Regions from separate parts of the Homo sapiens genome. Here region 2 is linked to region 1. Evidence: read pairs that join two places in POLR2A ChIA-PET (ENCODE). Cell type or tissue: Panc1. All regions are shown on one strand. Each heading gives the region's core, and the rest is flanking DNA. Links, peaks and the distances in the headings are about the cores only. Region 1 has its middle 12 kb from the start of ID1. Region 2 overlaps LOC107987280 (a long non-coding RNA gene).

Region 1 (5,377 bases), core at 64-5,063:
CTGTATTACCCAGTCTGGTCTCAAAATCCTGCGTTCAAGTCATCCTTCCACCTTGGCCTCCCAAAGTGCTGGAATTATTGGTGTGAGCCACGTGCCAAGCCAGACTTTAATGTTTTTTGCAGGGTGACACAGCAGTTGCCTCCTGCTGACATCCCAGATATGCAAATGCTGGGGCTCAGGAGCATCGGCCTAACCCTTCCTCACTTTGTCTGTCTCAGCTGGACTATCACCTCCTCCTTCAGGAAGGCCTCCCCAGTCTACCTTAGCTGACTGGCAGCTTCCCATAACCTCGCGTGCTTTCCCATCACAGCACTGGGAACTTGAGGGGTGACTGTCTCATTATGGTCTGTCTTCCCCAGCGGACTGTGAGCTCCCCAGGAAGAGGTCACATTTGCAGGGCCATTGAACAGGCTGAAAGGAACACAAAGTTGCTACAAATAGTACTTTTGTGGAAGGCTCCATCTACTTGAAGTAAGGAGTTCCTTTCTCTAATTCCTACAAAGTACGCCCTTGGGATGGCAGTAGCTCACCTACCCACCACACCTCTGTGTCCTCAGCATCTGGATACAGCAGCAAGGAAGCACCACATGGCTGGTGGTGTTTATTCCCATTTGGGTACCCTCAACTAAATGTAGCTCTGAAGAGCATGAGCCTAGGTCATGTTCTTTCCATGCTTTGCCTAGCACAAAGCAAGTGTACAATAACCATTTATTATTTAATGATTCTAAAGCTCTGTATTTCAGTGGTGGAGGATATACCCAATTAGAGGTATTATAGTCACTGTAATAATAACTAGTGCCTACTGAATGCTGACTGCCAGGAACCTGTGTGGTTTTTTTCTTTTCTTTTCCTTCTTTTTTTTTTTTGAAACAGAATCTCACCCACGCTGGAGTGCAGTGGCGCAATCTCAGTTCACTGCAACCTCCACCTCCTGGGTTCAAGCAATTCTCCTGCCTCAGTCTCCTGAGTAGCTGGGATTACAAGCACTCTCCACCACACCTGGCTAATTTTTGTATTTTTAGCAGAGACGGTTTCACCATGTTGGCCAGGCTGGTCTCAAACTCCAGACCTCAGGTGATCTGCCCTCCTCGGCCTCCCAAAGTGTTGGGATTACAGGCGTGAGCTACTGCCCCGGCCCCAGCTTTAACAAAATTTTTTTTTGTAGAGATAGGGTCTTGCTGTGTTGCCCAGGCTGGTCTTGAACTCCTGGCCTCAAGTGATCCTCCTGCCTTGGCTTCCCAAAGTGCTGGGATTACAGGTGTGAGCCACCTCACCCAGCCCCTCTTTTTTTTTTTTTTAATACGGTCTCCCTCTGTTGCCCAGGCAGGAGTGCAATGGCAAGATCGGGGTTCACTGCGGCGTCAACTCCTGGACTTAAGGAATCTTCCCATCTCAACCTCCCCAGTAGCTAGCACTACAGGCATGTGCCACCAGGCCCAGCTGATATTTTTTTTTAATTTTTTTTTTTTTTTTCTGAGACAGAGTCTCACTCTGTCGCCTAGGCTGGAGTGCAGTGGCGCGATCTTGCCTCACTGCAAGCTCCACCTCCTGGGTTCACGCCATTCTCCTGCCTCAGCCTCCTGAGTAGCTGGGACTACAGGCGCCCGCCACCACACCTGGCTAATTTTTTGTATTTTTAGTAGAGAGAGGGTTTCACCGTGTTAGCCAGGATGGTCTCGATCTCCTGACCTCGTGATCCACCCGTCACGGCCTCCCAAAGTGCTGGGATTACAGACGTGAGCCACCGCGCCGGGCCTTAATTTTTAATTTTTATTATTAATTTATTTATGGAGAGGTCTTGCTATGTTGCCCACGCTGGTCTTGAATTCCCGGCCTCAAGTCATCCTCCCACCTCAGCCTCTTCAAGTGTTGGTATTACAGGCATTAGCCACCGCGCCCAGACTTAAATCACATAAACTCTTTTTTTTTGAGACCAAGTCTTGCTCTGTCGCCCAGGCTGGAGTGCCGTGGCACGATCTCGGTTTACTGTAACCTCCACCTTCCTGGTTCAAGCGATTATTTTGCCTCAGCCTCCTGAGTAGCTGGGACTACAGGCGCGAACCACCACGCCTAGCTAATTTTTTTTTTTTTTTTTGAGATGGAGTCTTGCTCTGTCGCCCAGGCTGGAGTGCAGTGGTGCAATCTTGGCTCACTGCAAGCTCCGCCTCCTGGGTTCACGCCATTCTCCTGTCTCAGCCTCCTGAGTAGCTGGGACTACAGGCGCCCGCCACCACGCCTGTCTAATTTTTTATATGTTTTTAGTAGAGACGGGGTTTCACCATGCTAGCCAGGATGGTCTTGATCTCCTGACGTCGTGATCCGCCCGCCTCGGCCTCCCAAAGTGCTGGGATTACAGGCATGAGCCACTGCACCCGGCCTTTTTTTGTATTTTCAGTAGAGACAGAGTTTCACCATGTTGGCCAGGCTGGTCTTGAACTCCTGAACTCAAAGCCTGCCTTGGCCTCCCAAAATGCTGGGATCACAGGCATGAGTCACCGCACCTGGCCTATAGCTTCCTTTTAAACAGCACATCGTTGCTTTTGCATCAGCCAGAAAAAAAAAATACTTTTTAGAAGAAAACGTACATTATCATGAGTCATAGTATTTGAGGAGTACAGCTCTGAAGCGGCCTGAGGTGAGGGTGCAGCTGGAGGCGCCGCCCCCTGGTGACTGGGTACTCAGGGTTGGGTTGAGCCAGGAGGGTGGTGGTTGCCTCAGGCTCTGTGAGGTGGGCAGGGAGCTGGGCAGGGAGCTGGGCGGGGTCCTGAGACATTCAACCTCAGCTGGTTCCTGGGTTCCGGGCCCTGGAGCAGTGAGGGAAGCCAGTTATATGGGAGGCAGGTGAGTCAAAGGAGGGTCAGGCTGGGTGCCAGAGAGGAGGGCCACTGCTTCTGTGAGGGGGCCTCTGGGGCCTTCCGTCCATCACCCAGTGGGCATATGGGGACACCACCGAGGCCCAGAGACCTCTTGCCCAGTCTCCCCACTCTCACCTCAGAGGTCCTTGCAGCTAGGGGCAGTGGCCTCTGCTGAGCTTTGCCCAGGGTGTAGCCAGTTGGCCTCAGGGCACTCCTGACTGGTGGCATGAGCCTCCCAGGCTGCCAGGGTCAGGTCAGCTCCCACGCCTCCACCCTGGGCAGGGCCCAGGCCTGCATTCATGGGTGCAAGAGGAGAGAGAGGCCTGAGCCCTGGATGGGTGTGGTTGTGTGTCCTTGGGGCTGATGCAGGATTTTTTTTTTTTTTTTGAGACGATGTCTTGCTCTGTTGCCCAGGCTGCAGTGCAGTGGCACGATCTCGTCTCACTGCAACCTCCATCTCCTGGGTTCAAGCAATTATCCTGCCTCAGCCTCCCGAGCAGATGGAGTTACAGGCGTGCACCACCACGCCTGGCTAATTTTCGTATTTTTAGTAGAGAGGGAGTTTCACCATGTGGGCCAGGCTGGTCTCGAACTTCCGACCTCATATAATCTGCCTGCCTTGGCCTCCCAAAGTGCCGGGATTACAGGCGTGAGCCACCGCACCTGGCCTTTCTGCAGGATTCTGAATTGTGTATGTGTGGAGAGTAAGGGGACTGTGTGCTCTAGAAGGGCTGTGGTGGGAGGTCTCTGGCCTGGTGCAGGTGGGTGTTGGTTGGGTCTGTGCACTGTGGGAGTGGGTGCCTGCAGGAAGCCAGTTTATCCTTTTGCAGGCAGTGGACTTCTCTAAGGCTGCGGGCATGTGTGTTGGCATCTTGGAGTCCCAGGTGTTTTGGCGTGAGTAATACTGTATAGATGTAAGTGTGTGTAGTGTTTGCAATGTTGTAGTGTGGGTGCATGTGTCTGTGTGTCCTGTTTGTTGAGAGGATTCATTGCATGTGGTTCTGTTAGGAGTGATAATGGGGTGTTTTGAGACATTTCCTCCTTGGTCTCTATTTTTTGGTGTGTTGGTTATGCAGATTTGGTGTTTCGGTAGTGTGCGCGGAGGTCAGTGTGTTGGTTGTATATTATGGTGTACTGTTGTGCGTTGTGCATTTGGCAGGTTGTGTCTATTGGTGTGTGGCTGTTGGGTTTGTCTGTTGTGTCAGTCGTACATATAAATGCCACGTTGGGCGTGTGGGTGTGTGCATTTGTATATTGCTCTGTGGGTGTGCGAAGCAGTGTGTTTGTGTAACCCTGCAGGTTTGGCCTATGCTGAGTAACCTAAGATGGGAGCTCCCTGAGCCTTGGCTCTGCCCTTGCCTTTGGCTGCTGGAGACCCTGGGCAGCAATGGCCCTTTGTCCAGCCACAGGAAAACCCCACCCCCCTCCATCGGCAGGGGACTTGGGAGGGGCCCAGACTGGTAGGCTCCAGCCTCCCGTCCATTGTTCTGGGGCCTCTCTGGAAAACAGGATGGGAGGTGAAAGGTGGACACAGGCCTGGACCCCCACACTCCCTGAAACAACCCAGGGGCACAGCACAGAATCCTTAGGAGGGAGGGCCTGGGGACAGTCCCCATTTTGTGGATGAGAAAACTGAGGGGTTTCATTCCTATTAAAAGGGAGAGAGCCTGAAGCCCCACACCCTTTATGTGCCCACCCACAGCCTCCTGCCGGGTTTGGGGGATGGAAAAATGACACCCCAGAATGGAAACAAAACGGTCTATTGTGGTTTCCATTTCTGAATGCTTACCATGTGCTAAGTGCAGAAGTGTCATAACTCTGCAGGTTAAGTTCATATTTTGTACCCATTTTGCACAGGAGTACACTGAACCATAAGGCAACAATTTATTCTTCAAAGGACACTACTCTAAACATTACTGTATTTCAAGTAGTACGCTGTGTGACCTTGAGCAAGTTGCTTACCTTCTCTGGGCCAGGCCCTAGTTCAGCTCTGGGACACAGCAGTGACCAAAGGAGCCGTGGTTCCTGCTCTCTTAGAGCCCATAGCCTGGGCAGGGAGGAGGAGGCAAGGAATGGCAAATACACAAGAAAACAAAGATCATTTCTGATGGTAATGAATTCAGTGAATAAGAGCAGGAGAATGTAAAAGAAAGTAGCCTAGGGGGATCTGAGAAGGCCTCTGGGGAGGCGACATTTGACCTGAGACTTGAAGAATGAGGAGTCTGGCAAAGACCTGGGGCTGATCAGTGTTCTAGGAACAAGTAACAGCAAGGGCAAGGGCCCTGAGGCAGGACAGAGCTATTAATAGTTTAAGGAGGGAGGCCTCTGGGCTGGTGAGAGAAAGGGAAGGGGCCCAGTTGGGTAGTGGGCAGGGGAGGAGTTTGGATCTTATTCTCCGTGAGATGTGCTGGTTCTGGTGGTAGTGGGGGGGCCTGTAGTCTCCTGTTACAAGGGTTGGGGGTGTGGGGACAGCCAGAGCCAAAGGTCTCTCCCCCACAGCTCCGGCAGTCCCAGCCCAGAGG
Region 2 (5,377 bases), core at 246-5,245, 1.0 Mb before region 1:
ACAGAGTTTTATAACACAAGATATATATATATGCATCCGAAATTCCATACATTTGCCAAAAAGACATACCAGCAACAGGCACACATTAAACAGATCGACCTGGCTACTGATGCTACAGGGGAGAAAATGAGAGTGGGTAGTGGGGGATATAATGGAACAAATAAATAATATCTGTTTGTTTTTTTCTTTCTATTTTTAATATGTATGCCGTCAAACATTCCCCTATTCAAATAAATGATAGTTTTATGTTCACATTTTATTCAGTATTTCTATGTAAATAAACTAGGAAGACGGTCTGTGGAAGCTTTATCTGTGTTGTTGCCAAAGGTCTGTAATATGTCTTGAAGAATATTTTCCAGAAAGAATTTAGAAGTGATTCACAACTGAATCTTGTATGCCAAGAATAGTGCACATGAACAAAACATTCTCTGACCATAGAAGGATCAATCTTTTCATTTCAAAACCCCAGAGATTATTTTTATATTTTATTACTACTTTTAATGTTGCAGACAATAATTAAAATGAAAAGCTTATTTTTTCATTCCTTTGAAATTGACTCAATTCTTTAGTCTTCAGCCTTGCCATTAAAAAAAATTTTCAATGTCTACAAGTGCATCTCTAGGAGTCTCTTCCTCCTTTTTCTCTTACTCTTCCTCTCCTACTTCTCCTCCTACACACCCTGGCCTTCCACCCACTTCTCCTCCATCTTCTTCTCCTCCTTCCAATATGTGATTTTGCCCATTTGGATAAATTGTTTATTCTCTCTTAATGATTTATTTATTACAATCTGCTTCCTTCTCTAATCTTCATTTTTTCTCATTAGCTTATAAGATACACCTGATCAATATGTTCATATCCATTATAGAGTTTCTCATTATTTTTAGTCCTTCCCTCTAAGTTCTGAAAAAAGTTCTATGCCATATATTCAGTTTCCTTTGAAACATATCATTGATTTTTTAAAAAATACTTTATTTTAAGAGCAGTTTTAGGGTTACAGAAAAATTGCAGAAAAAGTATTAATATTTCCCATATGCTCTCCTTTCCCCTGCCCAGTTTCTCCTATTGTTTGCATCTTGCATGTGTGTGGCATATTTGTTACAACTAATGAACCAATATCGACACATTATTATTAACTAAAGTCTGTGGTTGACATTAGGGCTTACTCTTTGTGTTGTACATTCCATGGGTTTTGACAAAGCATAACATCCTATATCCACCATACCATATCATACAGAATAGTGTCACTGCTTAAAAATACCCTGTACTCTACCAATTAATCTCTCTGAACCTCTAACAACCACTGATCACTTTACTGACCTTTAGTTTTGCCTTTTCCAGATTATCATATAGTTGAATTACAGTATGTAGCTTTGACAGACTGGCTTCTTTCCATTAACAATATGAATTTAAGGTTATTCTATGTGTTTTCATAACTTCATATCTCATTTCTTTTTATGGCTGAATAATACTCTATTGTATTGATGTACCATAGTTTGTTGGTCATATATCATTGATTTTTACAGATTGAAATATCACTTACATTCAGAAAAGTGTCCAAATCATAAATATACATGTGAAAGTATGAACATAAAATGAACAGCTGTATAATCACCACTCACAACCAAAAATGGAGCATGGTAGAATTGCAAACACCCCACTCTCACAGCATCATGATGCTTTCTTCCCCAGGAAAAGAAACCGCTACCCTAAGTTTTAAGGTTCCCTTGCTTTTCTTTATATTTTTACTATTTAATTGTCCAAAATCATCCTACTGATGAATTTTGCATGTCTAATGAACAAGTGGAATCACGCTGCATCTACTGGGTTTGTCTAGTTATTTTGCTCAACATATTTATGGGAGTCATCATGGTATTGCATGTACAGCTAAAGTTTGTTCAATGTCCTTGCTCTTACCTTGTGTAAATAACAAAAAATATTTATCCATACTATCATCGATAGACATCTGAAGTATTCTCAGTATGTCATTGTGATGAATGATCCTGCTATGAACATTCTTATATGTGTATTTTGGTACACATTTCTTATGGGTTTATACACTGAGTAGATTTAAGTGTCATAAGAAATGCTTTTCAAATTGTGCTCTACAATCCACCAGCCTTAGATTGTTGCATGTAGTGGGAGGTATAGGTCAATTTCAGTTTTATTTCACAATATTCAATTTAACAGCAACATGTGTTGAATATTTGCCCTGTTCCCATGGTGCTGCAGTGCCACATTTGTTGCAGATCTGAAGTCAACATGAGCATGCATATAAAATTCAAAAGATCTACACATAAAATATTAAAATTAATTAGATTAGTTGGCAAGATTGCAGGATAAAGGAGCAAATGTGGTATTTAGTAGAAATGGTTGGAGTGGACATCATTATTTTGTTCCCCATCGTAGAGGAAATGTTTTCAATATTTCACTATTCCTTTTGGTATTTGTTGCCATTTTTGTAGATCTTTACTATTGCTTAGTTGCCTAAATTTTCTTATGACAAATGGGTGATTAATCAAACTTTTTTTTTTCTGTTTCTGATACCTAGGTCATGATGTGTTACCCTTTTATATATGATTGGCAACATTTTGTTTAGGATTTTTGAAAGTATATTTATGATGAGATAGACCTGTCATTTTCTTTTTCTTTCTTTTTTCTTTTCTTTTTTTTTTTTTTTTTCTTGAGATGGAGTCTCACTCTGTCACCCAGGCTGGAGTGCAGTGGCACGATCTCAGCTCACTGCAATCTCCACCTCCCAGGTTCAAGTGATTCTCTTGCCTCAGCCTCCCAAGTAGCTGGGAATACAGGCGCGTGCCTCCATACCTGGCTTTTTTTTTTTTTTTTTTTTTTTGTATTTTTAGTAGAAACGGGGTTTCACTGTGTTGGTGTTTGCCAGAATGGTCTGGATCTCCTGATCTCATGATCTCCTGATCTCATGATCTGCTCGCCTTAGCCCCCCAAAGTGCTGGGATTACAGGCATGAGCCACCGTGCCCGGCCAGACCTGTCATTTTCTATTGTAATGAAGCCTCTCACAAATTTTGTCAGTGTTATTATAGTGGCCTCATAAAGTTAGTTGGAAAGTGTTTCCTATTTTGTTATTCTGAGGAATAATTTTGAGATGAACATGGTTTCTTCTTTAAATATTTGGTGGAATTCACTGATGACACCAGATTTCAATGCCATACTCTTTTATCTATGGATTACTTAAAAGTGGTTTAATTTCCAAACAAGTTTATAATTTAGGGTCCACCTAGAAGATAGAAACCTTACCAATTATTTGAAAAGAAAAATTAGCATATTGTAGAGTTGGTAGCTAGATTTCTGAAAGAGCAGAAAAAGAACTCTGGGCCAGATGCTGTGGCTCACGCCTGTAATCCCAGCACTTTGGGAGGCTGAGGCGGGTGGATCACGAGGTCAGGAGGTCTTGAGACCAGCCTGGCAAACATGGTGAAACCCCATCTCTACTGATAACACAAAAATTAGCTGGGAGTGGTGGTGCATGCCTGTAATCCCAGCTACTTGGGAGGCTGAGGCAGGAGAATTGCTTGGAGCCGAGACGCAGGGGTTCCAGTGAGCCGAGATGGCACTACTGCACTTCAGCCCGGGGAACTGAGCGAGACTATGTCAAAAAAAAAAACAAAAAAACTCTAATATATGATGGAAGTAGCAACTGCAGGAAGTAGCAACTGCAGCAAGCAGCAACCACCTGAGGTCTGAGGAAACAAAGTGAAGAGACAGGAATTACTAAAACTTAGAAGCTTGGAGGAAGGTCATGCTCACCTGAAACTCAGACCTCTAAGGAGAGGCCAGTGTTCAGCTGGCTCTGCTGTCTCTGAGCTCAGAAACAGGGCCCTGCAATTTTAGCACTTAGACATCTAAGGATCAGTCTTTGGGAAGCTGTTTAATAATGTTTATAAAGAGCCATGATGAAATAGGTATTCAAGTGTTAGAAAAACTGAAAATTAGGCAGTTGCTACAAGAAAAAGTACTGCTGGCTGGCAGGCACAGGATACAGTATATCTCCCTGCCCCCACCACCCCTATACTCTTCTGCTAATAGTTGCCGAACACAGAACCAGATTGGGGGTGTAGAGGTCGGGAAAGATTGGCTGCAGACTCCCCCATTCCAGCCCCATAAAGCAGAGTGAAGAATGGTGGGTTTGGAGATGAGACAATATTTATTAAATGCACACATGAATCATTTAGTTGTATTTTTATTGATTTCTAGCCAAATTTCACTGTATTCGAAAACATAGTATTTCAGTATTTTGAAATCCCATATCATTTTACTCATTTGTACAAATCTTATGTGCGCCTGAAAAGATGTGCATTTTAATTTTTGCTAGAATCTTTCTTTCCCCCAGCTTCATATAGGTGTCAAAAGTGCTGCAGAGATTCTAGGCTTTTCAGATCCTAGACTAGACCATCATCCCCAGGAGAAAAGTAGCCCCAAATGCATGACTCTCCCAACTGTTTCTGAATTTTGGCCCACCATTTCTCCATTATCTTGTCTTTTGATGTCTTTTGACATTTAAAAAGTTTGCTCACCTTTCCTCTGCTACATGTTTGTTCCAAATCACTCATTTTATTATTACTAGAAGTGGAAGTATACAAAATATTATTCTGTCCCTTTTATTTTTAAATTTTCATTTTTTCAAAAAAATCACCTATTATCAGATTGATCCTCTTTAATATGTAAACCGTATGGATTTTCAAAAACATTTCCTTGGAAAGGAGTTAAATAAAGAATCAAATAGTTTCATCTCTTAATAGTGTCTTTTAAGCCACTGAGCGTTTTCACAGATTGGTCGTTATGTCTTTTTATTTTCCTCTTCCTTTTCTGGATTGAGTGAACCCATTCACCGTCTTCCCTGAGTCATCCTCCATAAGACAACTTACAATATTTGCTATATCAAGAGCAGGGTGAAAATAGGTGATAGATTTTTCTCAAAGAAGAAAAACATTTCAAGGTTTTACAAGGGAGTTATCCCTTCCCATAATAATAACATTTTGTCTGTATCAGTACAGCCCTTCTATTTGCCTTATGACTTGCATTTCATCATCAGTAGTTAAAGCAGAGGAAACGTGGGAACCACTTACTGTTTCTGCTTATGGCCTCATCAACGGTTGCATCTGTTTTTTTTTTGTGGATTCTTGGCATCCACGTTCTTGTGGATCTTGCAACAAACACATTATGGTAGGTAGCAGCAGCACTATCAGTTTCAGACGCGTCCACACCAAAATGGAATAAAAAAGTAATCCAGTCAAAGAAAGGTTGAGATCCTGTATTCCTCAAATTCGGTGTCCAGTACAAATCAGCCCAATTTCCTTTAAGTACCTGCATTTTTAGCGCACACATCCCTTCCATTCTGTAAT

The links. ChIA-PET counts read pairs that join two places held together with the same protein. Peaks named below come from ENCODE experiments on the same cell type or tissue, not always from the same donor. Only the 100,000 strongest peaks of a DNase experiment are listed, where the experiment ranks them.
Region 2: POLR2A ChIA-PET joins it to region 1 with 20 read pairs; 1 of 35 experiments calls an interaction of 5 or more read pairs at or near these places.

Annotation. Positions count from the first base shown.
Region 1 is chr20:31,590,822-31,596,198 of GRCh38, forward strand. No RefSeq gene overlaps it. Among named protein-coding and RNA genes, the nearest start is that of ID1, 12 kb to the right of the region's middle. RefSeq lists enhancers at 1-182, 183-683, 1,845-2,610, 3,377-4,142, 4,143-4,907 and 1 more and a silencer at 4,845-5,139. In Panc1, for the core only: no CTCF peak of the experiment used is centred there; a DNase peak (open chromatin) is centred at 2,700; H3K4me3 peaks cover 2,376 bases; H3K27ac peaks cover 4,949 bases.
Region 2 is chr20:30,574,215-30,579,591 of GRCh38, forward strand. LOC107987280 (a long non-coding RNA gene) reads right to left here. Exons shown (of 2, transcript XR_007067755.1): 1 at 5,102-5,377. Among named protein-coding and RNA genes, the nearest start is that of FAM242A, 210 kb to the left of the region's middle. In Panc1, for the core only: no CTCF peak of the experiment used is centred there; a DNase peak (open chromatin) is centred at 5,083; H3K4me3 peaks cover 1,556 bases; H3K27ac peaks cover 804 bases.